Linked DNA regions of Homo sapiens: region 1 is linked to region 2. Evidence: read pairs that join two places in POLR2A ChIA-PET (ENCODE). Cell type or tissue: GM12878. All regions are shown on one strand. Each heading gives the region's core, and the rest is flanking DNA. Links, peaks and the distances in the headings are about the cores only. Region 1 overlaps AKAP13 (A-kinase anchoring protein 13). Region 2 overlaps AKAP13 (A-kinase anchoring protein 13).

What was found. Peaks named below come from ENCODE experiments on the same cell type or tissue, not always from the same donor. Only the 100,000 strongest peaks of a DNase experiment are listed, where the experiment ranks them.
Region 1: POLR2A ChIA-PET joins it to region 2 with 14 read pairs; 8 of 35 experiments call an interaction of 5 or more read pairs at or near these places.

The regions. Positions count from the first base shown.
Region 1 is chr15:85,467,843-85,484,115 of GRCh38, reverse strand. The region is part of intron 1 of AKAP13 (A-kinase anchoring protein 13); the gene reads right to left. Among named protein-coding and RNA genes, the nearest start is that of AKAP13, 95 kb to the right of the region's middle. RefSeq lists an enhancer at 2,335-2,494 and silencers at 3,029-3,078, 8,397-8,456. In GM12878, for the core only: no CTCF peak of the experiment used is centred there; DNase peaks (open chromatin) are centred at 8,615 and 9,215; H3K4me3 peaks cover 1,423 bases; H3K27ac peaks cover 3,425 bases.
Region 2 is chr15:85,405,034-85,421,306 of GRCh38, reverse strand. All of the region lies in intron 1 of AKAP13 (A-kinase anchoring protein 13), which reads right to left. It also overlaps the pseudogene FABP5P9. Among named protein-coding and RNA genes, the nearest start is that of AKAP13, 33 kb to the right of the region's middle. RefSeq lists enhancers at 5,656-6,155, 7,495-7,789, 7,664-8,163, 7,011-8,210, 8,164-8,665. In GM12878, for the core only: CTCF peaks have their summits at 6,058, 6,633 (motif pointing right) and 7,746; a DNase peak (open chromatin) is centred at 7,636; H3K4me3 peaks cover 1,303 bases; H3K27ac peaks cover 4,496 bases.

The DNA.
Region 1 (16,273 bases), core at 5,145-13,144, 62 kb before region 2:
TTGCCTAGGACATGGGAATGAAAGAACCTATAAATTTATGGACCAATCTACCTTAACTAACTTGTCAAGTGTTCCTGCATCAAGCAGAAGAAATATCAGTGAAATTTATACAGGAATTAACACCTTGTTAAGCCACAAAAATTAAAAGAGTGTCGTCCAATCTTGTAGCTTCCCTGGGCCACGCTGGAAGAAGAAGAATTGTGTTGCGCCACACATAAAATATACTAACACTAATAATAGCTGATAAGCTTTAAAAAAAATTGCAAAAAAAGAAAATTTCATAATTTTTTTGTTTGTTTGTTTTTGAGATGGAGTCTCGCTCTGTCGCCCAGGCTAGAGCGCAGTGGCACAATCTTGGCTCACTGCAACCTCTGCCTTCTGGGTTCAAGCAATTCTCCTGCCTCAGCCTCTCGAGTAGCTGAGATTACAGGCACCCGCCACAACACCCAGCTGATTTTTTGGTGTTTTTTTTTTTTTTTTTTTGAGACGGAGTCTCGCTCTGTCGCCCAGGCCGGACTGCGGACTGCAGTGGCGCAATCTCGGCTCACTGCAAGCTCCGCTTCCCGGGTTCACGCCATTATCCTGCCTCAGCCTCCCCAGTAGCTGGGACTACAGGCGCCCGCCACCGCAACCGGCTAATTTTTTGTATATTTAGTAGAGACGGGGTTTCACCTTGTTAGCCAGGATGGTCTCGATCTCCTGACCTCATGATCCACCCGCCTCGGCCTCCCAAAGTGCTGGGATTACAGGCGTAAGCCACCATGCCCAGCCAATGTTTTAAGACAGTTTACGAATTTGTGTTGGGCCACATTCAAAGCCTTCACAGGCTGCATGCAGCCTGCAGGCCACGGTTTGGACAAGCCTGGATTAGAGAAATCTACAGAGACAAACTAGTGACTTAGCAGCCCTCTGATGTTTCGTGATTTGCAAGAAACTTCGGATGACTATGTGTAAAGACCACAAACATCAATTTAACTGAATGGTTCCCGCCACACTGGAATGAGGAAGCTGAGCAAACTTAGAGGGCTCTAAGAAAGGGCTGATGTCATCTGAACTGTTCGGAATTATAAACTCCTCTAAACATGTTTCAAAACCAGAACTCGTAAGAGTTGTTCTGATACAAGGATTAAAAGAGGGATGACAAAGTGTCTGTCCCTCACACTGGTCAAAGGGACAGGTCATTGTTATGCTGGCAACACAGGCTGCTGAAAAGAATGTATCTGTCAAAAGTAATCAAAGTAATGACCCCAGAAGGCTCCAGAAACAGACTGGTAAATTCAGGTTGCTTTCAGACTTCCACAATGCTGGCACACAACGGGAAAGACAAAACTAACATTTACAGAGCATTATATTTGATATTACATTTAATCCCCACTAAAAAGATACTATTTCCCCTATTTCACTAGTGAAAAAAATTGATCTTTCAAAGGTTAAATCATTTAACACCAAGGTCAAAGGGTAAGTTGGAGAGACCAGATTCAAACCCAGTCTGACGTTAAAACGTGTGTTTTTCCCCCCACATCGTAAGAGGATCTCCTGCTAATGACCTCAAATCTAAAAACTGACTTGCCCTATACCTCGAGCCCCATCCTACAAACTCTCCCTGACATTGTTAATTCAGCTGTCATTGTGCACCTACAATGTGCCAGACACCATACTCCTCAAGACTCTGTAGGCACAGAAGGAACAGACAAAAATCCCTACCTTCATAGATATTATTCTAGGGGTAACACAGGTAAATAAAACATTAAAATAAATAGTTTTCACACAGTAACAAATTCTATAGAGAAAAATAAAACAGAAGAAGGAATAGCAAATGAGGGAGATGCCCTTTAAAACATGGTGCTGAGGGAAGGCCTCCCTGAGAAGATATCATTTACCCCAAAAATAAAAAAGCAAGTAATAGAAATAACAGCTAAAAGGTGTTCTAGACACTTAAACCTGCCACAACATTGAGAACTCAGGGTTCTGATGCAAAACCTCGCTGCATATAATGCATTAACTTATTTTATACATTTAAACAAACTCTACTTAAGAACTGAGTTCTAAAGGGAGGAGCATATTACAGGAAGGCAGTTTTTGGTCAGAGTAAACACACTTAAAAACTAAACCTACTGAAAGACCAAGAACAACTGAAAGTCTTTGCTTTGTCAGTAGATTTTTTTACCAAAATGAAAATTAAAGAAACACATCATGCCCATCCAATGATTTCACCAAGGAATTTTAAGAGAGAAAATCCTACTTCTTCCTCACCCAGTAGCCAGTGAAATGACTGAGCAAATTCACAAGTTCACTGAGGCTGCTTTCATGTAACACAGGGACAATACATGACAGACACAGTGGAACCCTACAGGTTGCCTAGTATTTAAAGACTGTGAAGAGGAGGAAATGTCAAAATTCAAAGTCTTAAATGATGTGGTTTTAAGTATGTTCAGCAATTTCACCACTCAGTAGTAAAGCCAGCTACAGTTGAAAGGAATCAGAAATTTGAGGGGTGTGAAATAAGCAGAAGCACAGAAGTTAAGAATTTGTATTCTTCCCACATTTTCCACTTTATTTTATACTGATGAGAAAAAACAAATTTAATAGTTTTCTGCTGTATAAAAGAGACACATTCACTTTATGTCAAAATAAGAGTCACTCAATTTTAATACAACTATCTCAATTTATAAATTAACATTCTCCCCCACTGACCACACACAGTAAGTCTCTTCTGGTGTTGTTGATTAGAGAAGCAAAAGTTGCTGCTACAATTCTCTTCCTACATTTTAATATAAACAATCATCAGTCTTTTCTTCATAAAGTGCAGTGTGGACACCATCATCAGAATGTACCAGCGCTGGGTGTGCAAAGTTTACAAAGATCAGCAATAGCAAAAGTTTGGAGATTTTTGAAATTCATGCTGCTGCAAAGAACTATGTAAAAACCACTCACTATAGAGGACCACAGAGAAACTCAGGCATGAAGTTATATGGCTGTGTGATTGGTTTGGGAAAAGGAACAGAAAGCATTTCCACCAACCCGTATGTCTGAACAAATGACTGCAAAACCTCAGAAGCTACGAAAATGTTTATATACTAACCAAATACCTCTTAATAAGCCAGAGAAACAGTGTGTCTCCTTAGGACAGACGCGGTGGCACACGCCTGTAATCCCAGAATTTTGGGAGGTCAAGGCAGGCTGATCACTTCAGATAAGGAGTTTCAGACCATCCTGGCCAACATGGTGAAACTATACATGTCCCTACAAAAAATACAAAAATTAGCCGGGTGTGGTGGCGGGCACCTGTAATCCCAGTTTCTGGGGAGGCTGAGGCATGAGAATCGTTTGAACCTGGGAGGTGGAGGTTGCAGTGAGCCCAGATTGCACCACTGCACTCCAGCCTGGGCAACAAGAGAGAAACTCTGTCTCAAAAAAAAATAAGAAGAAAGAAATGGTGTGTCTCTATCCAACAGCTTTATACATCTCACAGATATTTTCAGCTTAACCCCCCCACCCCCACCACCTACATCTCAATACAGGAAAGTAATAGGGTGCCATACAATATTCTCTAGACAATAAATCAAATTCAATCCCAAGTCCTCTACAATTAACTGTATTACCTTGAGCAAGTCACTTAACTTGTCTGAATCTTCATCTCCTTATGTGCAGAAAGAGCATAATAATGCTTCCTATACTGTGGGGTTACTGGAAGAGATGATCCAGGTAAAGTATTAAAGCACACTGACAGGCACATAGCAGAAGCCAATGCTTCTCCCTCTTGCAGAGTTCCTGAGTCTCAATGGAGACTAACCCCACATAAGATACTTTGAAATCCATAAATGGCTAAATGAAAGGCTTCAGATACTCAGAGACGCCTTTCTGGTAACTTCTTAAAATACGCTGGTGGGTAAACTACAATTCTAAAATATAATACAATAATCATAGAAAAGAATCTGGAGGAACGAACACCAAAATGTTAAGTGTACATATCTCTGGAGATTACAGGAAATTTTCATCCCTAAATAATCTGTTTCTTAATTGTAACTATTCAAATAATGAACAGATATTACTTTTTAATCAGGAAGAAAACATTATACACAGCATGTCTGTTTTAAAGTCCCTTGTCATTCAATACATCACAACTGTACTGGAAATAAGTAAAAAGACACTGTTTCCTAAATGTGTAAAACTGAAGACATCCACAATCTTTACCAAAAGTCCCTAGAACCAATAAAAAAAAATTAAAATGAGAATGTATCCAGATGTACATTAACATCAATCAAATTCACTATTCTTTAGCCACACCTACACATGCTACAAGAGAAGCCTTTAACAAGCGCTCCACCATTAATGACATGTCCCTAAAAAGGGGGGTGGGGAGTCACAGGCCCAACATCATATAACAAACTGGAAACCCTTCTGTACCTGTTAACTTGGTGATCTCAGCATATTTTCTAAGGACCAGCTGTCCAGGTCTGACATACCTACCACATCAATTGACAGGGTTTTTGTCACTCTCAACAGGGAAGCTTCCAAATCCACAAAAAAATAGGAGGGGGCAGATCACCCCTACATCTGCTCCCAGTCCCAACAGGCAGACAGCAGCTGTCTGGGACTCAGCCAAGTATAAATAGAGCATTTTTACCTGCAGGGTACTTCCATGGCACAATGTGCTTCAAATGAATTTCCATGGCCAGGGATCCTGCTAAGACTGGGCTACAGTCAATCCTTCAAAACCCACAAAAATTTCGAGTGAGGGTTAACATGGAAATGACAATGCATACTTTGGATTCTTGTAAAAGAGTCAATGTTCAGCTCTTCCTCCAGGAAAATAACAGGATCCAAAAACTCTTTCCTTCAACCCACGGAGCCTGGGCTGGTGGCTATAAAAATGTTATGCCCTGGTTGGGGAGGCTGGGAATATGAGCTAGAAATTCTGAACAACGGAAGAAGACCAGGATACAAAAAGTAAATACGCTTTTCCTGTTGAAGATGCCAAGTTCTATCAAAAAAGTAAAATACCACATGGGCCAAATATATTTCCTGAATAAGGGACTGAGGAAGTCTTACAAGACCCTCATGAATGCTTTACTTTTGTTTGCAGCTACATTAATAATTGAGCAGTTAGTTTTAAGCAGCGATTCTTGAACCTTAGTACACATGAACATCAGTTTAAGGCCTTGTTAAATAAGGCTGATTCTCATTCCCAGGACCAGAAAGAGTAGAAATCGGGAGACCAAATCTGGTGATCCTTTGCTCTGGAATCATGACCCACACTTCGGGAAATGATGTTAAGACTCATAATATGTGTCTGATTCTCATACGGAACAGTTAGCCCTGCTCTGCCCCACTATCATATGATGGTACTTACTAGCCACCAAGACAAAACACAAAGCACTGAGCCCAAATGGGTAAGGCGAGGGGTTGGGAGTGGGACAAAGGAGGCAGGCATGACATGAAGGAAATGAAGAGTCTAACACAGGGTAACATTCAACAGTAAAACAAAAGAACATAGCAAATTAAAACAACAGCAACGACAAAACAGTAACACCCACGTTCACTCATTTAATTTATTCTTTATCAACGCTGGATTACCCAAAAGGCATAAATGATCCTGAGTTTGGGCCAAACACATGCACAAACACCAAATCAATGTAATTATCATGGAAAAAAAATCAGAACTCTTACAATAATGAAATACAAATAATTTAAAATAGTAAGTTAAATGTAGTTTTAAAAAATCAGAACTCTGACATCCTTATAATCATTTTAGAGTTTATTTGAAAGTTGTGTAGGAGAGTACACTATAATCTTTTCCGTGTTTAGGTTATCTTTTTCTTGACATATATTTATAATATGTGCCTGGCACATAAAAACTCAATAAAGGGAGATAATTTCACATTTCTGAGCCCCTAAAATATTACATGTACTAAGTTATTGAGCTTTAGCAATAAATAATATGTGGTTCCTACCACTTTAGTAAAGGGTCATATGTATGTAAACAGATATTACAGTATGATGAGCACAATAATAAAAATGTTACAAGGATCAGGAAGGAGCAATAAACTCTCTAGAAGATGGGGGGTCCAGACAGAGATTACTGGAAGAAGCAAACCATGGGGAAAGTTCCACCAAGTGGACACAGGAGGAGAAGCACAGGATAGAAGGAACAGCACGCGCCAGATATGACAGCACAGTGAGTAGCTGAGAACTACAAAGATGAATAGGAAGTGCACGCAGGGGATCGTGGGGAAGGAGTCACAAGAGGCATCCAGGTCAATCCACATACCTCAAAGTTGCCCAGCCTTAGAAACAGAGGCAGGGAGAGAGAAGAAAATACATAAACCACTGTGACACAGCTCCATACTAAAGAAATCTCAGCCATTATACAAGGGAAAAATAAATGTGTTGCAGCTAAATGGGGAAAAAAGAAATCATGGCCCTATAATGGCAGTGGTATCAACAAAGCTCTGCCTTTTTTTTTTTTTTTTTTTTTCCTTTTTTTAAGCTCAGTTCAAATTTCTGTTCATTCACAACTGCAGGTTCAAAGATTCACAAAAAGCAGCACTGGAAAAAGTTTGTAATTGTGTAGCGTAAACTCAAACCCAGACACAGCAAGGATCTGTTGGGGGCCCCAGCCAACAGGGCCAGGCCAGACTCCCACCATGACTTCCCTGAGGTGCAGCAAACAACAGCTGGTGCCCCATCAATTTACACCAGCCTCTGGAGTTTCTTAATCCCAATCCCAAATTACAAGAACTTACAGGTAGAAGGGGTCTTGGAAGTAGCCCAGATCATTCTTCTTCCCCAAGGAGGACTCACTGCCAATGTGCCTGTCTCTGCTTGTAGACTTGAGCACCAGGGCCTTATCACCCTGAGAAAATCTCTCTATGCCCCACTCGCACCTCTGACTCAACCTTCCTAAAATGCTATTTTCATTCTGTAGCACCCTCTCTGCCTTCACAGAAGTAAGTAATCTTTTAGAACAGTTCTTTTGGGATACCAGTGCCTTTACTTTAGGGAGTTCTAGGGCATGGCACTCAAATAGTAACCTACCATGACTCGAGAAAGGGAGAGAAAAGCATAAACATAAAATGTGATCACAGTTTTGGGAACACATTTAACCCACCTTAGTTTTCCTAGAGCTTCCAACCTCCAGAGCTTAAAGATGGAGCCCTGTACTCTGGGACCCATATTCCTAAATGCTGCATCCACAGACACACATGGCCAGCACATGATTAAGCCCACTACATTTCTTCTGTAAAAAATTAAACGTACTTATTTTACAACAACGATAGACAAGCCACTTGGATGAATAGTTATTAAAGGAAAGGATGATTGCAGAGTCCTCATTAAGATTAGAGACAACCTTCTAGTATTTAAGAATCATTTGATGACCCCAACAGACTAATGTAAGGATAAAAATTAGAGTACTAACGTAATTCAGAGACAGAGACAAAAAGACCTAGAATTGAGTTGTAAATGTGGCACTTACTGGCTGTGTTACCTTGGACAAGTTACTTAACTACCAAGCTTTATTTTCCTCATCTGTAAAATGAGAATACATAAAATTAAAGATGTGTAGTTAAAGGTTTAACACAGTGGTAGGCAATAAGAAAATAATAAAGTAAGCTCCTATTCTTCTTGCCTGTTATGAATTACATGATAGCCTTTCAGCACTAACCTTCTATCACATTCAGCTACCACATCTCTCAGGACATCCTCATCACTGTGTCGATCCCTAATTCTAAATAAAAGGTGATGGTGAGGAAAATATACATTCCAACAGATAAGGTACTCTATTAAACATACCATTTATCATTGGTGAGCTCTCAGAAGCCATCCACCATGCCCCCACTACCCCTCTGGTGCCTCCAAAGAGTGTTCAGGGTCCCTCATTATCTATAAAGCCTTACTGAGCACTCTTTTCTTCCATACCACACCTTCCATCCAGTCCCTGCATACCTCACATGCATGCACCATGCTCAGTCCAGTCCTCAAGTCTTTGCTCATGTTCATGCCCTCCACCCTTGCTGATTTTAATAGGATTATCACTGATAATCTAACCCACACTATCAGCAGTAAGTCAAATACTATCTTCTATTTTTCTTTTATTTTTGTGCTTGCCTTCTCTCCCCAACTTGTTTTTAATCTAGTCTACTGCATTGCAGATGTCTCCTGTAGCACCCTCCACACCACTACTGCTCATGCCACAGCACCTGGCACAGTACTGAGCCCCCAATGAATGCTAGAGAAATAACTGTTTGACATGAACATCAGAGACAGAGAAATTCATCAGCTGCTTTGCTGCACCATAGTTTGATGGCAAGGGATCCACAGTTATAGCTATAAGTACAAAAATCAACTCATCAAAACAAAAATGTCTAAAAATCACTCTAGCCCCAGAAGGTTAAACTGGTAGCTCATTAAAGGCAGCATGAATTCTGCTAAGTGTTAAGCAATCCAGCCTGAAGCAATTTGCTTAATCTGCCAGAGAGGTAATAGGGACCAGAGCTGGGGAATTCAACATCATATAACTAGACAACCTCAAAGTGAAGGGGAGGACAAAGAGCTACTTAACACTATACTTAGGATCCCACATGATGGTTGGTACCTCTGGAAAGAGGAACTCATGGACATGTTATTTCAATTCTCTTTTGGTGTTTAACACAGGCTTGTGGTTTCCTGCAAAAATGGTTTCTGCTGCTTTGCAAAGATCTATATGGAGAAGAAAACTCCCAATGGCCATTCCACAGGTGAGAATTTTGCCACCAGCTGTATCCTGTTATCCAAAGGAAACGGGAACCATAAGCTGCCAGGAGGTCCAGACACAGGAGAGGAAGGCCATAATTCAGTGAGTGCTGACATTCCTATCCCTACGGTAATAAGAATAAACTTTAAATTTAGAAAAATTCTTACACAGCTGGGTTTTATGTAAATTAACTTCAGGAGGGGTTAAAATAGATATCCGGCAAAGAGACTGCCAAATTCAAGCCTTTACACTTCCTTCATCCTCCCCAGCCTCTATCAACCAAAAAGCAGGCTGTCCAATGGGCTAAACCAATTATAAACCACCTGGAAAGACTAAATATAGGCAGGTAGGCTCTCACACAAATGAGGACATTACTGAGCTGGATGACCTTACCTGGACAAATGCGAGACCTGTTAGGAATGATTTCCAAGGCAGGCACGGCCCACCTTCTCACACACGTTATGTGACTATCGAACGAGTCACACAAGTGTCAGAGGGGATCAGAGACGTTAAAAATGTCAGTTACCTTGTTAATTATTAGACTGGTTCTTGTCTTGAGAATAAATATTGTCTTCAATGTTATAATTTCACAATACTAAGCCTTTAACATCTTGAGAACAATGACACTGGAAACACAAGGTGGTAGGTTTTTGTTAAACCACCTATCAAAATTGGAAGGAAAAGTTTTAAACAATGAAGACTTCAAATTAAAAACTTGTATATGTCATAATTAAGTGAAAATTCTACAGATATGAGGAAAACTTCAATATTCTAAGCAGTCCCCTATTAAAGATTTTGTTAATGTTAATCGCTTCAATGAAAAATTTTATTTCTAATGGGGAATTTCTAATCATAAAACATTCCTGACATGAGTAATCCCTTAGACAGTCATTCTTGCTCTTATACACCAAGCAAGGATATTTCTGAAAATACTAATGCATTTATTTTATGTGGCAAAGAACTAGGTTAGCCAACTAAAAGCACATGAAAATTAATTATCAACACTGATGCCAGGTCAATACAGAACTTGTGACAACATGAATGGCATTTTTAGCAGAGAATCTGACTATTTAAAGACAGCATTTGGGGAGTGGGGCAGAGGGAAAGAAAGGAATCAGGAATATATGTTTTAAACTACGAAAATAATGGGCTTATGAGCTTTTACCTCTTGGAGGAAGAGCTGAGAACATGTTAGCTTGTGTTTTTTAACCACTGCTACTCCTGCTGATGGAGAGTCAGCCACATGTTTGATACAGAAACCCATGTTTACAGTTGGGAACACTTTTTTCATCCTATGTAAGTCACCTAGAGAAAGAACTGATATCACAGAGACTTTAAACTTTCAAACTAGTAGTTGAGTGGGCTGTATTTCTTAAGGATTCTGCTGTTCAAGTAAGAAGTGAGGATTTTATTTCCTCATTGCTTCCCATTATCATTTTTTTCTTGTTGCTTATCCCAAGTCAGGTATGCCTGTTTACTGGATTAGTGTCAGTGAAAGATGAAGTTTACAGAACATCTCCTGTGCACTAAATTGCTGCACAGATGGCATCTCATTTGACCTACCACAGGCCTCTCAGGCGAGTGGTTATTAACTCTGTTTTCTACAGAGGAGGGAGGCCCCTGGCTAGCAAGAGGTTGGGCTTCACCTCCCTCCCCTCTCATGACCCTCTTACTATGACCAAAGCAGTCCATCATTCTTCAGTTGACATGGGATGTTTAGTTGATTCTGAGCTTTGGCTGTCTCTGGGTTTTTGAAGCAACCTGAGTTCTTTGGTTTTTCAGATCAGTCTGAATTCTGGCCATCTTCTAACGATGACTAATCTAGCACTGAACCAACTGCGTGTTGCAGTGGGGGCCTCCTGTGGGGCCTATTTAACTTATGTGGAGAATCAGAAAGCCAAGGTCTCAGCATTCTCTGGAGGGTTTATTTGGACTTTTTATAGTTCATTCTATCTATAATCTCGGTCCAGAGTATGCACTCAAATATTTGCTGAATTGAATTATTTCCCTTTCAAATACTTTTTGTTTGCGTGGTTTACATCTTCTCTTACTTGTGCCTTCCACATCAAATTGCTCTCCTGACAACCTGGGTCTGTAAGCCTACATCCCTACTCTTTACTCCCACCCCCACACCCGCGCCCAGTTAACAAAACCTGCAAAGCAGTAGCTTTACTTTTAGGACCCCGTACCTTGAAATCTTCAGTCTTTTTTCCCTAAATTAATTTACTTTTTGACTGTAACAGTTTTCAGGGAAAGTAGCCAGTTGTGCTCCTTATGTGCTTATTATGACCAAATTATTAGCACGTGGGTCATTCTGTTACAACAGTGATTTTATGAAACACCTATGTGTATTTTTTGAATTTTTGAAGTGTAGTAATTTTAAAGGAAAGGGTACTATTTAGCAGATGTCTAGCTGTTTCTCTAGCTATATTCTTGTGTATATGTCACATATATTAAATATTTAAAGTGTCACATACATAGTAATATGGCCTGTTTCCACATTTACTAGAAACAACAGTTTATCATTATGCATTTCTGTTATATAAGTGCTATTTATCTTTTCATACACAGCTACAAATGCTAAAATGTTTTAAAGCACCAGGTCTGTATTTTTCATGACAACCTTATTTTTTATTATCTTAGTTCAAGTGGGGAAATTAATTTTATTCCTCCCCTATATGAGAAGTTCTTAATATGTAAATCCTCTAAGAGTTTCCTACTAAGAGGAGTTCAAAGCTAGGTGTGGTGGTGCACACCTATAGTCTCAACTACCTGGGAGGCTAAGGGGAGAGGATTGCTTGAGCATCTCCTCCCTTGAGAAGTTTGAGGCCAGCCTGGGCAACGTAGCAAGATCCTTTGTCTACATTTTTTAAAATGTCAAAAAGAGTTCAGAAAAGTTGAAATTCAGGGAATGAACACTGAAGCTTCTCTTAAATGTTTTATTTCTAAATCCAGAACGAGTGTTATATTACCCCAATTTAGACTGGCAATAACTTGTTGAAAATTTGTTGAGTTGTTGTCTTTGTTTTTTTTTTTTTTTAAGAGATGGGTCTTACTATATTGACCAGGCTAGACTCCAACTCCTGGGCTCAAGTGATCCTCCTGCCTCAGCCTCCCGAGTACTTGGGACTACAGGTGGGCACCACTGCACCAGCTTCCTGCTTTGTTTTTTGTTTTTTTTTTAACCTAGTATATGACTTTAAACTCAGATCTAATCTAACCAATTCTTCACCATAGCATTGTTAAACAATTACAAGTTGAAATTTCAAATAATTGTAACAGCATAAAAAACCATGAAATACTTAAGGACAAATTTAATGAAATGTGTAAGGCCTGTATACTGAAGACCGAAAAACTTGCTTAAAAAAATACAAAACTAAAGATCTTTTAAAATAGAGAGATACATGGTAAATATATTAGCTTAATATCATTAAATGTCAACTTTCCCCCAAACTGATCTACAAATTTAATGCATTTCTAATAAAAACACCAGTAGTCTTTCATAAGGCAAGCTGATTCAAAAACACATGGAAATGCAAATGACTTAAAATATTCAAATCAGTTTGAAAAAATAAACAGAGCTAGTATAAGTTCAAAGACTTATATTACCTATTATGCGATCCCATTCTTATGCAATTCTAGAAAAGGCAAAAGTAGTGACACAATGTAAACCAGTGCTTGCCTGGACCCAGGGATGGGGGGAGGCGATTACAAAAGGACAAGAAACCTGGGAGTGATAGGAATGTTCTATTTGCTGATTGTGGTGGTGGTTACGTACGCAGTTATCAGAACCAACTGACCTAAGCACTTAAAATGGGTGAATTTTATTGTGTTTAAATTATACCCTAAATAAAGCAGTTTTTTGTTTGTTTGTTTGTTTGTTTTTTGAGACGGAGTCTCACTCTGTCGCCCAGGCTGGAGTGTAGTGGCACCATCTCAGCTCACTGCAAGCTCCGCCTCTTGGGTTCATGCCATTCTCCTGCCTCAGCCTCCGGAGTAGCTGGGACTACAGGCACCTGCCACCACACCCGGCTAATTTTTTGTATTTTTAGTAGAGACAGGGTTTCACCATGTTAGCCAGGATGGTCTCGATCTCCTGACCTTGTGATCTGCCTGCCTCGGCCTCCCAAAGTGCTGGGATTACAGACGTGAGCCACCGCGCCCAGCCAATAAGGCAGATTTTTAAACTTTTAAAAAATATCTTCAAACAATTCAACAGTTCTTTATAATGCTGTAATGCTTTGTGTCATTGTGTTGAACACCAATTGTCACTATTCCATGGCTGAGCCTGGTAGAAAATCTCAGCTTCCTCCACAATGAGGGCAGTAACAGGCTGGCAACAAGAGGCCAGCATGAAGTCACAAGGGACGTGGAAAGTACATAAAACTAGGTAACTAAGATAGTGCCAGATGTTTGTTTAAAAGCGCTACAAAGTGAATAGATAATAAGGATAAGAATGACTAAAATTACACTGAAACTTAACCAACTGCAGTCATGATGTTATAGCTCAGAGAAAGCATAAAATTGAATGTTCCTGAGATACTGCATCTCTGTTTCTCCCCACATCTCCAAAGTAACATAAAATCACTGAACTCTCTTCACTGTCAATGCTTAAAGCACTGAGCCTTTGTCTAACTGCATGTCTGTCAGATGCATGCTGGCTACTTCAAACAAAAGAAAGTGATTAGGGCATACTGACTTTATTATAAAGTTACAAAATGAAAGGCAAGGAGGGATAAGAAAAGCTATTTTGGAAAGGGAAAAGCTACTTTAAAAAGACCGATCGTGAGCCTCTAAACTAGTTAAGAATTTGAAAGAACCTTGTACAAACCACGTAATCTCTCTAGGTGTCAGATTATTCCTCTATAAAACAAACTATAATGTTTTAATGCTACTGTTTTAAACATGTTTGTTTTATAAAGCAGTATGTCTGAGTTGAAAGTGAATTACCTTTATTAGCATCGAAACAGAATCAGGCACAACTCTTATAAACTGGCGTTTTAAAAAGGCACTGGCAGTTCTTCCTCCTCTACTATGGACTCTTGGGAATGCAGATTCTGTTTTGTTTTGGTTTGGTTTGGTTTGGTTTTTTGAGACAGAGTTTCGCTCTTGTCACCCAGGCTGGAGTGCAATGGCGAGGTCTCGGCTCACTACAACCTCCGCCTTCTGGGTTCAAGTGATTCTTGTGCCTCAGCCTCCCGAGTAGCTGGGATTACAGGTGCCCACCACAATGCCCGGCTAATTTTTTGTATTTTTTGTAGAGACAGGGTTTCACCGTGTTGGCCAGGCTGGTCTCGAACTCCTGACCTCAGGTGATCCACCCACTTTGGCCTCCCAAAGTGCTGGGATTACCGGCGTGAGCCATCACAACCAGCTGATTCAGTTTTCTTTAGTACTGCCCTATATGTTACTTGGAAGAGAGATTATTGAAGGCTGCCTTTCCCATGTAGCGAGAGGTTGAGAAAAAGTACCATTATTTCAGAACACTCATGAACTTTTGTCTTTAAATACTACAATTCTCTGCTAAAAATGCCATTCACATTATCACAAGTTCTGTATCGACATGGCATGTAGATTGTAAAACTGGAGTTGACAGTTTTCATGTGCTTTTAGTTGACTAATCTAGTTCTTTGCCACCTAAAATAAATGCATTAGTATTTTAAGATTCTCTGTTCAGGGGTCTAATGTGTTCTGGCCAAAGTCTATGTGCACACTTATTAACAGATGAGTTAGTTATTTAATGCATGCTGCTTAACAGTCACAGTATCCTTGCACTGGAGGAAAACAGGTCAAATAATAAATCTGTATCTTGCAGCTGGTGGGTCCACCAGAAATGGCCTGCAAATGATGACTCCAGATGAGCAGCTATTCCAGAAGTAAACTTAGGGATCAATGCTAAACTTTATACCTAAAACAGCACCTGTCTTTACCAGATTAATCCATTTGTCACAATCTGGAACTACCTGGAAAGAGGTAATCCTGCTGACAGGAACACCCAATAGTAATATCCACTGTACATAGCAACTACAGCCCTAACCTCAGGTCTATCTATTCTAGAAGGCACTATTATATGCAGTTCCTTATTAATAGAGGCACTTTCTGGTTGCAATAGGACATATATCCGCACATGACATCTCTCATTTATCCTCTTAAACATTTACACACCTGGCCTGGTGCGGTGGCTCACGCCTGTAATCCCAGCACTTTGGGAGGCCAAGGCGGGTGGATCACCTGAGGTCAGGAGTTCAAGACCAGCCTGGCTGACATGGTGAAATTCCATCTCTACTAATAATACAAAAATTAGCTGGGCGTGGTGGTGCACGCCTGTAGTCCAAGCTACTGGGGAGGCCGAGGCAGGAGAATTGCTTGAACCCAGGAGGCAGAGGCTGCAGTGAGCTGAGATCACGCCATTGCACTCCAGCCTGGGTGACAAGAGCAAAAGTCTGATTAAAAAAAAAAAAAAATTTACACACCTAATAAGGGCCAGATCAACTGGTAGTCACAGCCCTCAAGGAGCTCTCAATCTGTTAGGAGAGACCTGTATGTAAACTCCTAATTGCAAGGCAATGAAAATATTCTACAAGTATTTGTGAAGCATGAAGGGTGAAATGGGGGCAGCTTCACAGAAGTTATGCTCTCTGACCTAAAAAAATTAGTAAAGACTAAACTCATTCCCCAAATGTTAATTTAATTATATTTTAAGTCAGACTTCATACAAAATTCTACAAATCCAGTTCATATTAGAAACTACTTGTTGTGCTTTGCTTGGATAAAGAACAAAATATCTGAAAGTGATACAACAGAACTCATCTGAGAGAACCAAGACATCTCTTTAGTAGCCTGGTGTTCTTTAAAGCATCAAAGCTATATTGTTAAAATGCTAATATGCCTATTCTTCCAAGCTACAAATCACGACTGATTTTACCAAAACTTAATTTTATCTCAGTCTGTTTCCAAAGAGTTATTACCTCTCATCTGCTACTAGAGATTTTAAATAGTCCAAACTTAGAGGACAACTACTAAAACCACGAAAAGTCATAACACAGTGTGATTTTCCAATCTCAATATACCTCTAGAAGGGCTAAGACTCTGACCGTCTAAAAGGGGCATCAACCATAAGACAGTATACTCAGGCTATTTCAAAGATGTAATGCAAATTGAGGGCCAGACTAGAAAAACAGACAGGCTTCCCAATTTCAGCTTCTTGCAGCCTTAATAAGTCTTCATAGAATACCTCAAAAGTTCCTTTACCCTGAGAAATATAAGAATGCTTTTCCAACATAGTCTTATAATATTCATTCACCCAAGAAAGAGTTTAAGAACCACCTACTCACACAACATTTTGAAGTTTTGTTGTTCTTTCACATTATTGAGACAAAAATACAAAGAAATTAAAATGTGCAAATTTGAGTACTTGAACATATCAGAAATCAGGCATCAAAAATGTCCTCCTCAACTCTGCCTCCGTCAACACTTGAGTCAGTAAGCTGGATGAGGACAGAGAGCACACCCTGACCAAACTTGCTGGATCTAATGGGC
Region 2 (16,273 bases), core at 4,139-12,138:
TCAAATGTGCAGATAAGCTTCCATCTATTTTTAGTTTTTGCCTTGCTCACCCTTTAAGAATGACTAGTGCACCACAAGAACTCTAAAGCAACATTCTCCCTTAATTTATTCTAATTATATGTGCCTTGGACTGTTTTGACACCTGGAGATTTCACAAAATAGTTGCTTGTTTTCTCTGAGACTGTCACCATTTTCTAAAACTTGAGAAACTAGGCATGAAACAAAATCACCGCCTGCATTTCTAAGTCATCATCCATCTATACCTTTGTTTAATAAAAGTCTATATATTGGAAATAGTTCTCAGACCTTCACATAATTCAACTGTCCTAATCTATAACTAGGAATGAACCACACTCCTTAAAATGCAGAATTCCGATTTTTTTTTTAGAGAGACACGGTCTTGCCATGTTGCCCAGTCTGGCCTCAAACTCCTGGACTTAAGCAATCCTCCTACTTCAGCCTGTTAAGTATTCTCATTTTTAATGTAGTCCTTTTAAATTTTTTCCAATGAAAAAGTAATAGCCCACATTTAAGAAAATATTGGGGGAAATTCTCTTTCAATATTTCAGCTTCCTTTCCTTATAATTCCATCCCATTCAGATAATTTCCCTTACATAAAATAGCTAGCTCTTGACCTCCTTCGAAAATGGTCCCCACACTTTTACCCTTAGCAAAATTTTCTGGCATTATTCTCTGGTGAAATAAAGTACTCTTCCTCCTAATCCCAATTAGGGTAAGAGTTTTAAGTATCAACTTTCAATGAGTATTTGTCTTTTCTGTCTCATGGTATGGTCAACTAATTGCTTCATATTGAATAAAAACATAATCAGAATCATACCATACCCTGCATCCATTCTTTTCAAGCAGGAAAGATAAGAAATCAACTCCAAAGATGAATGAACAGACTGGGCTAGGGAAGCCATCAATCCTATCCAAAGTCATGGGCCAGATATCCCAAGAAGCTGTTTTGCAGCTCAGCAGACAAAAGAAGTGACAACAGTCTACGTCTTGAAGCCATCGCTGCTCTATCAGAATACTGTTAAAAGAGTCAGATTAAAAAAAAAAAGGCCGGGCGCGGTGGCTCACGCCTGTAATCCCAGCACTTTGGGAGGCCGAGGCGGGCGGATCACGAGGTCAGGAGATCGAGACCATCCCGGCTAAAGCGGTGAAACCCCGTCTCTACTAAAAATACAAAAAATTAGCCGGGCGTAGTGGCGGGCGCCTGTAGTCCCAGCTACTTGGGAGGCTGAGGCAGGAGAATGGTGTGAACCCGGGAGGCGGAGCTTGCAGTGAGCTGAGATCCCGCCACTGCACTCCAGCCTGGGCAACAGAGCGAGACTCCGTCTCAAAAAAAAAAAAAAAAAAAAAAAACAAGAGTCAGATTCAGACACTTAAGCCTTCTAGAAATGACAGATGAATATGAAAGGTGTGCCTTCTTTCTCTCACCCTCTTCACTCTTTACAGCCTTACAGAGAAAATGAGGTACACAATTTCCCTTCTCTGTGCCCTACTTATCCTTAGATATTGACATTTATCAACAGAATAGATTACATACATATGTTGATTACTGACAAAAGGCATATACTATCTTTCAAGCTTTTTAAAAAAAGCTGTCATTATTTTGAAATGAGACATAAATACTGGTTAACCATCTCTCTACATTCCCTCTCCATCCCCCAACAAAAAAACTCACTAAACTTGGAAAATTTTTTATTCTCCCTCCTCAACCCAAAAACTAGAATACCAAGAATCTTTCACTCTTAAATGATTAGGCAACTATATTTTCATCTATCTTGCAACTAAGCAATCCTATACATAAAAATATCCGGGTCAACAGTGACATACAATTGTTTTCCAGAATGATACACAATGTATCAGCGGCCACGTTACTTGTATGACTAAGCTCAGTCCAAAATGCAGATCAAGTTCATCAGTATGATCGGTGAGTCTTTACCAGGAATAGAAATGGGGCAACATAATGGCAACTCACAGAGTATCAAAAGGAGAGCATTTTATAAAGTGGCCCTGAGGCTGCCATAATTAAATCTCTCAGAACCACGCATTCTTTTAATGCATACAAAGAAGTTTGCAAAGTACTTGCAAAGAAGTTTGAAAATTTTACAAATCCTATGATGATATGATACAAAGATTATACTTAAAGCAAACAGTGTCCACTGTGGAATGTTCAAAAATATACAAAGACTCTTCCCATCACCACCAAATTTTTCTGGAAATAATGGTTCTAATTAATGGTTCTGGAAATAATGGCTCTAATTAAACCCTTAAGGGTGGCATCCTTGAGCACAGAATCCATTTCTTATTTTAACATCTGAACATCTAAACAATGCCCAGCACACAGCAGGTACTATAAGCAGACTGCTGAATTTAATTATCTATACTTAAACCCATGTACAATATTTCAACTGTCTCCTTTTTGTGGTTAAAGTGGTCTTAGCCACTTGTGGTCTTTATTATTAATGATAACTATGCGATTGATTCCTTATCTCTAGACTAAATGCAATTATTTGCCTTTTAAATGCTACTTAAATATTTTATTTTAACCTACATCATCTCCTGTTCAGAGAAGTAAAAATTGTAAATATGGGAAAGACAACCAAATATTTGCATTATGACAAGGCTACTTTATCACTTTTTGTCATGACTGATTTTATTAAACTAGTGGCTATAATTATATGCTACAAGCTTAAATAATTCAACAACATGCAAAACCGAAGTCTTGGTTTCTTTACCGCTTATAGTACTGGCCACTGCACAGGTATCAGGGCTACACAATCCCATTATAGAGCCACCAGCCACATCTCAATTTGGGTTAGCCACATTTCAACTTGAAGAAATGTGGCCAGCCTGAACTGAGATGTGCTATACATCTAAAATACACACACTGACTTTGAAGATGGTACAAAAGGCCAGGCATGGTGGCTCACCCCTGTAATCCCAGCACTTTGGGAGGCCAAGATGGGAAGATCGTCTGAAGCCCAGGAGTTAGAGACCTGCCTGGGCAACAAAGTGAGACCCTGTCTATACAAAACAAAATATAAAATAATTAGACAGGCATGGTGGCGCACGCCTGTAGTCCCAGCTACTCGGGAGGCTGAGGCAGGAGGGTCCCTTGAGCCCAGGAGATTGAGACTGCAGTGACCTATGATCCTGCCACTGCACTCCAGCCTGGGCAACAGGGACAGACCCTATCTCAGAATAATAATAATAATAATAATAATGATAATAATAATAATAATAAATAATGAAGATGGTACAAAAAGAATGTAAAAATGTAAAATATCTCAATTTTATAATTACGTCAAAATGAACTTTTATATATTGAATTAAAATATTAAAATAAACTTCTCCTTTAATGTAGCAACTAGGAAATTTTAAATTACCTAGTGGCTGATATTATACTTCTACTGGACAGTACTGGACTGGAGCCAGACAAATCTAGGTTCAATTACCAGTACTAATAACTTCCTTGGTTTTGTGCTGCCTGATCAGCTGCTTAATACATAAGCTGCATTTCTCCATCTGTAAAACTAGAATAATGTCGCCTTCTTCACTGGCTCCTGGTGAGGATAAATGAGCACTTAGAACGTAATGGTTGGAATACAGCAGAAAATGGCAAAATGACAGTCATGTTTAATCGGCAAAAGAAAGATTTCAAACTTTGCTCTCAAATAAGTATCTCACAAAGTTTATCAATGGGCTAACAACAGATTGTTCTTTTAACAATTCATGACTTGTCATTACATTGCAACATTTCCATTCCTAATACCCATTAATCATACTGATTAACTTGACTCTACAACCTTGACCAATACTACATTCCAGTAATTTCTGGTTAATTTTTACATAAACGAATATTTTCTAACTTAAACGCCCATTGCTCATACGCTATTTCGATTCCACCAAAAAGGACCAGTGAGTATCAGAAAGATTCCTTTGGTCATACATACCAATTTTAAATTAAGACAAAGAAAAAGCAGTGAAGTCACCCATCCCTGAAAATGAGGTTTCTAAAATCTCAAAGTCTAAAAACTACTGGAAGCTCATCTGGCACATATTAAAGAAAGCTGGCTCCTGCCTAGGATAAACTATTAATATTTCTAATATCAATCCAAAACTTAATATCAAACAATCAGAAAACAATAAAAGGCAAAGAAAAAAGTTACCTTTTGTTCCTATGCTAGCAAGCTTTTAAGGGAAACAATGCAAAAAATCAGCTGTTCAAGTTAAGCATTAATTTTCTTTTGGAAAGGAATGAAACAAAGACAAACTAGTGAATAAAAATCCCGTATTTCATTTTGAAGCATAACACATTTATATTACTCTAATATATCAAACTCCACCAAATAACAAATGTCAATCCTATAATCATTTGTGGACAGCCGAGCTTACACATTACAGAACAATTTTAAGAACCCCAAATGTGTAAGAACCTCCAAAATTTGCTACCTTTAATGGGCAGGGAAAAGGAGAAATGAACCATGATAGGGAAACTATGGCCTTGCTGAAGAGTGGAATGGAGTGAACATACTGGTTTTCAGATGGGTCAGTTTTCAGCAGAATTCTGACCTTAACACTATCTCTGACATTCAAACACACACCAAAATTCCATAATCATAATAGATGTGATTCAATACTTAACACACCCTGCAAGTTAAAGCAAATTATGCAGCTTCTCTCAAATTTCCTTTTGCCCACTAAAAACTAGTTAGCCATGGAAGAAATTAAGTACCTGAGACATACTCATTGACCACTGGAGTCCCAAAAATTATCGTAGCTACCAGTCATGTCCACGGGAATTAGTGCGTAGAGGTATAAAATATGACTTTACATTAATGAAACTGATCATTTCTAAAGTGGCTTACCAGCAGGGAGGAAAAAAACCAGACTTAACAAAAGCACCAGTCCACCACAGTACCTGGCTACCCACAACTGAGTCTTGAACAAAATGTTACTCAAGCTGTTCACATAGTAGCCCCACTCCCAAGAAAGTACTGAAACAGGACATCTTTTATTTTTTAACTCCTTCCCCAAGAACCTGGCACAGTGCTAAACATAAACTGCACAATGAATAGAGGTATTTAACTAAATATTATGTGTCCATTTATGCAAATACATAGTACAATAAACTCTACAATTATAAAAGAGTAACCTATTCTTTAATGCTCTCAAAATTTTAGAATGTCCTTCCCTCCTTGACTCCTCAAAGCAAATATAGTTGCTCCATCCTTCTGTGCTCCCATCTCACTTCATTCGAATCTTCCCATTGACATTTACCATACTGACTCATTATTCTTCTATTTACAAATCTGCCTTGATCCATGAAAACTGAGCTCTAGGGGTTATGCGTACTGAACCACCAGGCTTTAAGTGCACCAGCTCTCTCATAAACCTCCCATTATTTTTTAAAAGATAATCATCAATATACACATCTCATTTTTTTTATTAGCACAAACACATTTATTTATTAACCAAAGGGATGATCCTAATTAATCCAACACACTTTGAAATAGCTGTATGTAAAATGTTTGGGATAAAGATAATTGAACACAGTAATGAAAAAAAAAAAAAAAGAAACGGTATGGAGATTTGCTCATTGAACTGAGCTTGGTCATTCTCTTAGTTAACTCCTGTCCAAAGTGATGATGGAATTTTTATTCTACTTTTTCATAGATCCGAGTACAGGTGACACTGTTCATGACACAGTCCACCACTAATTTCCCATCTTTCAATTTTCTTCTTATTGTGTTTTCCTTCCCATCCCACTCCTGATGTTGAACCAATGCACCATCTGTAAAGTTGCACACAGTCTGAGTTTTTCTGCCATCAGCTGTGGTTTCTTCAAACTTCTCTCCCAGGGTACAAGAAAACTGTGTTGTTTTCAAAGTGCTCTCGGTTTTTATGGTGAGGTTTTTGCCATCACAAGTGATGATACAATCTGGCTTGGCTATTGTGTCCATTTTTCGCAAAGCTATTCCCACTCCTAGCTCCTTCACATATTCATCAAAGCCTCTGCTGTCCACCAGGCGCCATCTTCCTTCCAGCTGCTGAACTGTGGCCATGAGGGGTGCGGGCGAGCTGGCGTGCAGAGCGGGGTCTGCGTCGGCGTGGCAGCGTGCTGTCACATCTCATTTTTTTTTAAAGGTATTTCCCTCTGAAACTCCTGGGATGCTGTTACTAATTATAGAAAAATTATGAATTTTCAGAGTAACTTCACTACCACCCCAAACCTGAGAGCAAAATTTAAGAAACAAACCACTCCAACATAGAAAACCCAACCAAAACAGTTGACAGGTCACACTTTCTCACATTCTGAAGTTACACTTAGGTGATTTTCTCCCATCCTAAAGCACCAATTGCATATAACAATCCCAGAATCCATTTTAGAAAACAGAATACTAACCCTCCTCCCAGACCATTTTAGTCACATCCAGTCATATACTTCTTTAATACAAGGCAAAGCCTAAGACAAGAGAAGGCATTAGGCAAATGTCAATGGTCTCTCCTTAAAGCTAGGACATCTCAATTTGTCATTTGCTCAAAGAGACTTTGAAAAAGAAACAAGAACAAATTAACTATTCATCTTAGAAATGCATCCACACCAGGAGAAGGCACTCTAACATAAGAATTAACAAAACATGTAGTCTACCAACTTCCTTATCTTATTTTGGAGCTCCCTCACCCTTTTCAAATTATACACATAAAGGAACACTCTGTACCTATACCATATGTATTAATACCAAGAGGATTTTTTCCCATCTTCATTCTCTATATCATCATCTAAATCTCACTACCCCTCATTTTTGTGTATGTATAGAAACCTTGTTAATTATCACCAGAATACAAAGCTATTGACTAGTTCAGAAGTGAAAAAAGAAAGCACGGTGGTCTTATTCCTCTTGGATTTTTTTTTACTGTGCTACTATTCATAAGTTCTCATTTTGTTTGTCCCTCATTTTCAAAAACCCTTCACACAATCAGCAATTCAATTCTACCACAAAACATGTATTAGAAATGAATAGGCAATCTTTACAACAGTTTAAATTTGCCCCGTCAAAGCCTGTTTACAGAATACAAATCTGAAAGACAAGTACCAATTATACACAGGCCACAATAGTGCTGAAAAAAAGGAAGACTGGTTTCAAGAGACAGTATGAACATCGGAGAAAAATCTGGGAATAACACATAAGTTAAACATGACGAAAAACCTTAAAAAGAGTTACACCTTTTTTCCTCTGCTTTTCAGGCTATAACAGGTACTCTCATTTCCATTTCCACTGAGGTGGTAAAAAAGGTTGGAGAAAACAATGAAAGTTGAATGAGTATAAAAAAGTATAATTAAAATATACATATATTCTTTAATAGAGGAGTATAATGGATAATGTAAATAAAGCTGTTCATATAAATTTCAAAATACATGTACCAAGACAATTTTAAAGTAGCTGTCTATGTAATATAAAGTTGAGTTAGTAGGGCACGTGGGATACTGTGAATATAAATGCTTCTGAGGCGCTCTCAATCAACAAACCCACCAAGCAGAAACAACTATTGTGCTAAGAATCCTAACAAGGGCCTGAGAACACACTGCGATCTCACCGTCCGGAGCTGAAACCGTGATGACACATGTTCCTGTGCAGGGTGCCTGGGTTGAGTCACTTCCCCTCTCTGAATCTCTACTTTCATGTTTGCTTTTTCAGTCACCTGATGCTTGCAGCACAATAACCCAAAAGCCAGGGGTCAGGGCAATGGTGCTATTCTCTTCACCTTCACCTGACTTCAACTCCATCCCCACTTCCTTGTCTCCCAATGGGAAAACTCCTGAAAATAACATTTTCAGACAATCTAAAGTTTCTATACCCCTGAATGAAATGAAAGAACTAGCATAAGCAACGACAACTGAACTACAGCCATCCTGAAAAATCTCTCCAACCTTGAGCTAGATTCACATACTAACTACTAGTAACCATAAGAAACTAAGCCCACAGTCTTCCAGTTACGGTCTGTTCTGAAGTTCTGAAAGAACCACCTTCTAAAGATCCAGCTCCACAAAACAGTACAAGACTACGTGACCTGGGATAAAAAGAAAACATGCGCAGGATCTTCAGCCACTGCTCAACCTTGCATCAACAATCTTCAGACAACAGCATTCTGCACTTTTCCCTAAGGATCAATTAGCAGTGCGGACACAGTGCCGACTTACAAACTTTTCTGTGAGGCAGCAGAACATCCTGATGAAAAGCGCAGGCTTTCAATTTCAACTTAAACTAAGTCTAAAACTTAGCTCTACTACTTACCTCTTAAATAAGCTTGGGCCAATTACTTGACCCGCCAGTGCCTTAGCCCCCTGATTTGTAAAACTAAGGTAATATATACGTTGCAGGATAAGATAAAGGTTAGAGGAGATAATATAGGTACGGTGTTCAGTGCAGTGTCAGGCACATATTAAGTGCCCAATAAATATAACTCAGCATTATGAAAGCAGATACTAATTATTTTCCTCTGTGTTGTTTCTATAAAGATTTTCAAATAAGAAACTAAAGTATTTCATGAGGATCAGCTTATTTCAATCCATTGTAAGCTATAATCAGTGGTTTGAAAGTTCTTGGTTGCCTGAGCTCCCTCCTTTTTACTCTTAAAAACTGAGAATCCCAAAGAGCTTTTGTTATGTGGGTTATATTTATTGGTACTTTATTGTATTAGAAATTAAAACTGAAAAATTTATAAAATATTACTTCATTTTAAAATTCCATGAACTCATTACAAATAAACATACTTTTATGAAAAATAACTATGTTTTCCAAAACAAAACAAAAATAAGAACGTGGCACTGTTTTACATTTTGGCAAATCTCTTTAATGTCTGGCTTAATAGAAGACAGCTGGATTCTCCTATCTGCTTCTGCATTCAAACGGTTACACTGTTTGGGGAAGTACATTTTTAAAATTTTGCCTCAAATAGATACCCAATTTGAAAAAGGAGTAGTATTTTAATAGTCTTTTGGGATAGTTGTTAATATTCTTTTTCCATGTTACACCAAAACTTGACAAGTGGTAGCTTCTTAAAGAGTTAGTCACAATGTGAAATCTGAAACTGTATCAATGACCGTTTTGTACTCTGTTACATTAAAAGTGACTGGTCTTTCACTTTGAATGAATCGTTTACCCAAGCATGATTTTTGCTGTAACATCATACATTGATCATTTGTGAAAATACTGGTTCCTTGAGTTATGCAGATCTTCCAAATGTAGATACATTTCATTATACAATATCAAAAATCACATTTGTTAATATCATTACTTTACTCATAAAGCTTTTAAATACTGAAAAGCTGTCAAGCTCATGGTGGCGAATACATATTTTCCAAACTTCTGATTTTCACTTGCAAACTCAAATTTTATCACTGGCAACAAAGACTCCACTACTTCCTTGAAGTAAAGGCTTGCTTTATTTTCAAGAAGGTATCTGCCAAATAACCAATTTCTGGATAACCACAGCTTATCAAAGTCCTCCCTTCAAATAAAAATGGAGTTTCATTTAAAAAAGCAGTTAGTTGGCCGGGCGCGGTGGCTCACGCCTGTAATCCCAGCACTTCAGGAGGCCGAGGCAGGCGGATCACGAGGTCAAGAGATCGAGACCACCCTGGGTAACACGGTGAAACCCTGTCTCTACGAAAGATACAAAAAATTAGCCGGGCGTGGTGGTGGGCGCCTGTAGTCCCAGCTACTCAGGAGGCTGAGGCAGGAGAATGGCGTGAACCCGGGAAGCGGAGCTTGCAGTGAGCCGAGATCGTGCCACTACACTCCAGCCTGGGGGACGGAGCAAGACTCCATCTCAAAAAAAAAAGCAGTTAGTTCACCTTAATGTCCATCACACGAGAGCTTTACCTCAAGATAACCACAATACTTCCACGTGCAGAACTCCTTTGCGCATATTTCCCTTTTCTTCCCACATTTTTAAATGTGTGCTCAAAGGTTGAGATTTAATAAAAGTAATAATGTTCACTACTTCATCACAGACATTAAGTGGAACTGGCATTATTTCTCACTCACAGTACATGACTGTAATGAATACCGTGACTACTGGAGCTCAGTTTAGTTCACTGTCGTGATTGATTCTAAGGCATCGGCAGCTTCACCCATTGTTGCTTTTGCACTATGCACTATCAGGTCAAATGTCTGCACACTATAAAAAGGTAAATAATGTTTTCATGTGTTGACCTCACAGACTCACTGAAAGAGTCTCAGGAATGTTCAATGGTCTACTGACTACACTTGGAGAACCAATGTTATAGGATCAATGAAGATCCATCAATTACCTACGTGTGTAGAACCTGTATAGAGTACAAGTCATGATTACTACTACAAGGAACTAAAGGGGACAGAACATTTTCTTAAAAACACACAAAAAGCTAACACAATACAGAGCCATTTACAATCAATTGCCCAATGAAACAGCACAGAAAATAAATGCCATAATCATTCTGAGAACGGAAAATGATCTCTATGGGCTGGACCAGCTAGAGAAGGATTCAAGGAGGAAAGGGATTTGAGTTAGGCCCTGAAAAACCAGGCAAGGTGAAGAGGTGACAGCATTCCAAGCAGAGAGCACAGCACAAGCACGTCCAGGTGACAGATGGTAAATCTGAGAGTCGCAGAAGAGAAATGGCCCACCTATCAAGCATCTTACCCCAGTCCAAGGAAGATAAAATGCCTTGACTGACACTGCCAATATACTAATGACCAGGGAAGAAAATAACTGCAAAGGGGGGTTAAGGTCAAGGTAGAAGGAGTTGGACTGCCAAGCTTAGTGTCTGAACTTGATCCTGAAAGCATCACAAAGCCCCTGAAAGGTGTTTTGGAAAGGCCAGTCCAAACAGTGTACAGGAAAATTAAGAGAAATCTGAAGCAGAAGACCTATTTTGAAGCCATTCTCATGACCCAGGTGAAAGTCGACAAGAAGGGCATGAGTAGGGAGACAGCCCCAAGACAACTACTACTGTAAGACATGGTACACAAAAGCAGGTATGACCAGACTTGCTTCTAACTGGACAGCTGGTGATGAGCGACCAGCCCGGGGAAGTCATGGTCATGATGCTTATTCTAATAACCACACCTGAGGGCCATGAAAAAGAAAGGAAGGAGACATTACTCAAAAGATACTAGGTCATAAATCATACCTAGAAAGGAAAATTCCAGAAAAAGTGAATACCAACCCTTTTTCAAATTATAAAATTATATCATACTCCTCTAAAGGAAAATGGAGGAAACTAATTTCTTCATTTGAGCTCAGTAAAGTTACTATAAAAGCAACAACCTCCCTTATAATTTAAGGTTCATTAAAAAACTACTAGCTGCATCAGGCCAGGCGCGGTGTCTCACGCCTGTAATCCCAGCACTTTGGGAGGCCGAGGCGGACGGATCATGAGGTCAGGATATAGAGACCATCCTGGCTAACACGGTGAAACCCCGTCTCTACTAAAAATACAAGAAAATTAGCAGGGTGTGGTGGTGGGCGCCTGCAGTCCCAGCTACTCGGGAGGCTGACGCAGGAGAATGGCGTGTACCCAGGAGGCGGAGCTTGCAGTGAGCCGAGATCGCACCGCTGCACTCCAGCCTGGGCGACAGACAAAGCGAGACTCTGTCTCAAAAAAAAAAAAAAAAAACTACTACTAGCTGCATCAAAGAATATAATCAACAGAGTGAAAAGGCAACCCACAGAATGGGAGAAAATTCTAGCAACTCTTATTTAATAAGAGATTAATATTTAGAATACATAAATAATTCCTACAACCAATTTAAAAAAAGGGTAATGGACCTGATAGGGTGGCTCATACCTGTAATCCCAGCACTTTGGGAGGCCGAGGCAGGCAGATCACCTGAGGTCAAGAGTTCGAGACCAGCCTAGACAACATGATGAAACCCTGTCTCCACTAAAAATACAAAAAATTAGCTGGGTGTGGTGGTGCACTCTTTCATCCCAGCTACTCAGGAGGCTGAGGCAGGAGAATCGCTTGAACCTGGGAGGCAGAGGTTCCAGTGAGCAGAGATCGTGCCTATGCACTCCAGGCTAGGCGACGAGTGAAACTCCATCTCAAAAAAATAATTAAATTAAAATAAAATAAAAATGAAAAACAGGCAAAGGATTTGAACAAATATTTCTCCAAAAAAGATATACAAATAGCCAATAACCACATAAAAAGATGCTCACATCACTAACTACTAGAAAAATGCAAATCAAAACCACAATGAGATATCACTTCACACACTATAAGATGACTACTGTCACAAAAACAGAAAATAACAAGTGTTGGTGAGGGTACAGAGAAACTGGAACACTTGTGCACTGCTGTTAGAAATGTAAAATGGTACAGCCACTATGGAAAACAGTATGGCAGCTCCTCAAAAAATTAAAAATAGAATTACCATATGATCCAGCAAGTCCACCTCTGGGTACATACGCCAAAGAACTGAAAGCAGGGACTTCGAAAGATGTCTGTACACCCATGGTCAAAGCAACATTATTCACAATAACCCATATGTGGAAACAACTCTAGTGTCCATTGGTGGATGAATGGATAAACAAAATGTGGTATATACATACAATGGAATATTATTCTGCCTTAAAAAGGAAATACATTCTGACACATGCTACCACATGGATGAATTCTAATGACATTGTGCTAAGTGAAGTAAGCCAGTCACAAGAACGCAGACTGTGTGGTATCATTTACATATAGTACCCAGAATAGTCAAATCCATAGAAACAGGAAGTAGAAAAGTATTTGCCAGGGACACGGAGGAGAGAGAAATAGAAAGTTATTGTTTCATGGGTACAAAATTTCCGTTCCGCAACATGAAAAGAGTCATGGAAATGGACAGTGGTGATGACTGCACGACAATGTGAAAGAGCTAAATGCCACTGCCTCTGCACTTAAAAATGATTAAGACGGTAAATGGTTAAGATGGTAAATTTTATGGTATGTGTGTTTACCACAATTAACATTTTTTAATATTCTTAAAATATCAATTACTGGCATGCAGTAAGCAGTTGGTACTTTCTAGATGAATAAATGGACTCTAAAATAGATTGTGGGCAAAATCAAGAACCACTTTGAATGAGGTAATCTAAGCCAAATGTAAACATTACCACTTCCAGGAAGCCAACTCCTCTCCCATGCCAGAATGAATCATGCCCCTCAGTGCACTCTCATTCACCCAGCAGCCTGTGCTAGAAATTCCCAGTTATTCTGGACAACTACCACCTCCTAATTCCCACCATCTACTCAACAAGTTTCATCCATTCAACTTTCAAAATGTCCATTAGATCTGCTGGCTCCCTTCCAACCTCACTGCATTCAAGCCCTCACAATCTGTCCAAAACTATGGTAATGGCCTCCTCTAACTTGTCTGAGAGGCAATGCTCCCTTCTCCCTCTGCCAAGCCACTATCCTCTACTGCTCACAGAATGAGGTATCCAAAACAAAACCAGACTATCCTCCCTTTTGCTTCAAGAGGACAAACTAAAAGACGCTTCCACCCACCCCATTTTGACTTTCTAACCTAATTCGGTGACCACACCCTATCCACACGAAATAATTCTACACCTCACTGCTCACTGAGTTCAAACACACCAAGCTCTTTGACGTCTGTTTCTTTGCACACAGTGTATCACAGCAGAACCATCATTCCATTCTTTCTCTCCTCAACCCAGGCCTGGCAAATTCCTACTCATGCTTTAAGACCCAGCACAGGCCGGGCACGATGGCTCATGCCTATAATCCCAGCACTTTGGGAGGCCAAGGCAGACAGATCACCTGAGGTCAGGAGTTGAAGAACAGCCTGGCCAACATGGTGAAACCCTGTCTCTACTAAAAATAAAAAAAATTTTAAAAAAATTAGCCAGGCATGGCAGCGCATGCCTGTAGTCTCAGCCACTCGGGAAGCTGAAACAGGAGAATCTCTTGAACCCAGGAGGCGGAGGTTGCAGTGAGCCCAGATCGCACCACTGCATTCCAGCCTGGGTGACAGAGCAAGACTCCGTCCCAAAAAAAAAAAAAAAGACCCAGCACACCCGTCCCATCCCTCATCCCTCATCTGTGTTCCTTAGAAGCCTGTATACCACAAAGTTGGTACTCTAACATTGTTACACAACAAATTTCCATATCTCTCACTATACCCCAATTATCTTTGCATTCCTAGTGGCTGGTGCACATTCCTTCTGCTTAAATATTTCTTCAATGAGCTTATACTACTTGTAACTAGCATAAAATATATTATTTCTGTTTTGTAAGTAGGACAAAAAATCCAGAGATCTTATCCTCCAGAGACATACTCTTTGTGGCCTAGGACTGTGCTTTACTCTCCCTTGGTTCTTTCAGGGCCTAGCCCATAATATGCTGTCTCATATTGTCTGCTGAAAGGAATTTCAAAATAGAACTACCCCTAGAAACCATCAAATTAGCTTTTATTATGCATTTTTCTCTCAAAGTGTCTATGTTCTCCTAACACAAAATGTTATGAAATCTAATTACATTTACAAAAATTAGCAAAGAAACAACACTGCAAACAACTTATTAGCCAATTCATGTCTCCTAAAACAGTAACACAAATAACATAAGTAGTTTATTTCTAAATAGGAATTCAGACTGGAAAGGTCAGTAACTGCTGTATATAGTACCTCTTCTTCTACCTTCCAATGTCCTATACCATAATTGATCTACACTTAAAGAAAAAAAATTCTCCCCAATTATAGGTACAACCACAGACAAAAAATAAATGCTTGCTGGACACATATGTGTCCAGCAACGAGCAATATGGTATATAAAATAGGTACTGTTTTTCCCATCTTACACACAGTGGAACTGCAGCTCCAAAAAAAAAACAAAAAAAAAAACTATTTTCTAGTCTAAGGTCACAAAAATTAGTTGAGAGAGAGCAAGACTTGAAACCACAATCATAAAACCATACAATGTCATGGGAATTTTAATCATGGTCCCTTCACTCTTCACTCAGGATGGTAAAGCACACTTACAGGCACAATGGAAATAACTGCACTACCGTGGGGTGTGCAGTCTTAATCAAAGATCCAGAGAAATAGTTTATTTATCCACTCTAGTTTTTGTATCTTAAGAGCATTTTGGTCTGGCTCAGTGGCTTACACCTATAATCCCAGCACTTTGGGACGCCAAGGCAGGAGGATCGCTTGAGGCCAGGAGTTTGAAACCAGCCTGGGCAACATAGTGAGACCCTGTCTCTACAAAATAAAAATTACAAAGTTAGTTGGGCATGGTGGCACATGCCTGTAGATGCAGCTACTCAAGAAGCTGAAGCAGCAGGTCTGCTTGAGCCCAGGAGTTCAAGGTTGTGGTGAGCTGTGATCACCAGTGTACTCTAACAGCCTTGGCGATGGGGCAAGACTCTGTCTCAAAAAAAAGAGGGTGGGGGGTGAGGGCAGGTATTCTACCAGTAGTATGACATGCAACAGAGAGTACTTTCTTCAAGAGACACATACAACACCTATCATTTGTCCTAAAGGCTACTCCGTTAGAGAAGTCTGGAACGGCTTGCAAACTGCAACAAAAAGAACACTGGCTTTGGAATGAAATTGACTTTGGCCGAAGTTCTGGATCCTGCCCTTACTAGCTCAATAAGTATCCTAGCTTCTTTGTATCTCATATTTCTGTAACTAAAACACAGAGATAAAATCTTCACAGGTTAGTGAATAAGGCAAATAAACAGCATCTAGCACATAGTAAGCACTCAATAAATAAATAAAGTTTCCTTCAACCTTTGCCAACCCTACCAGAATTTTGTCTCCAATTTTTGTATCCACACAAGATTAGAATTCAAATAACTTACCCGGTCCATAGTAAAATCAGTATGTGAATCATGGATTTTTGTCAAACTCATTTGTTTCGTGGATACAAACTTCACAACCAAAGTTAACAAAGTGAGCTAGAAGCCAAACTAAACTAGAATCTGGGTCTTTTAAACTACCCAGTTCAAAGCTCTTTAGTAAAAGGGGAAAGACTAACACCATACGAAGAGAAACCAGAGTATAAGTTCAGAACACAGATTCAAAGGCACAAATCTTTCAGGAAAACATCAGTAGAAACAACAAGACACCAAGACAAAACTAAGTCTGAATCGATTAAAACACATGACTCATCTATTCATAAGCTCTAGACTTAGAAGTCACATTAAGAAACTTCACAATGGATCTTTAAAACACAAAACAGACTTTAAACAATGGTAAG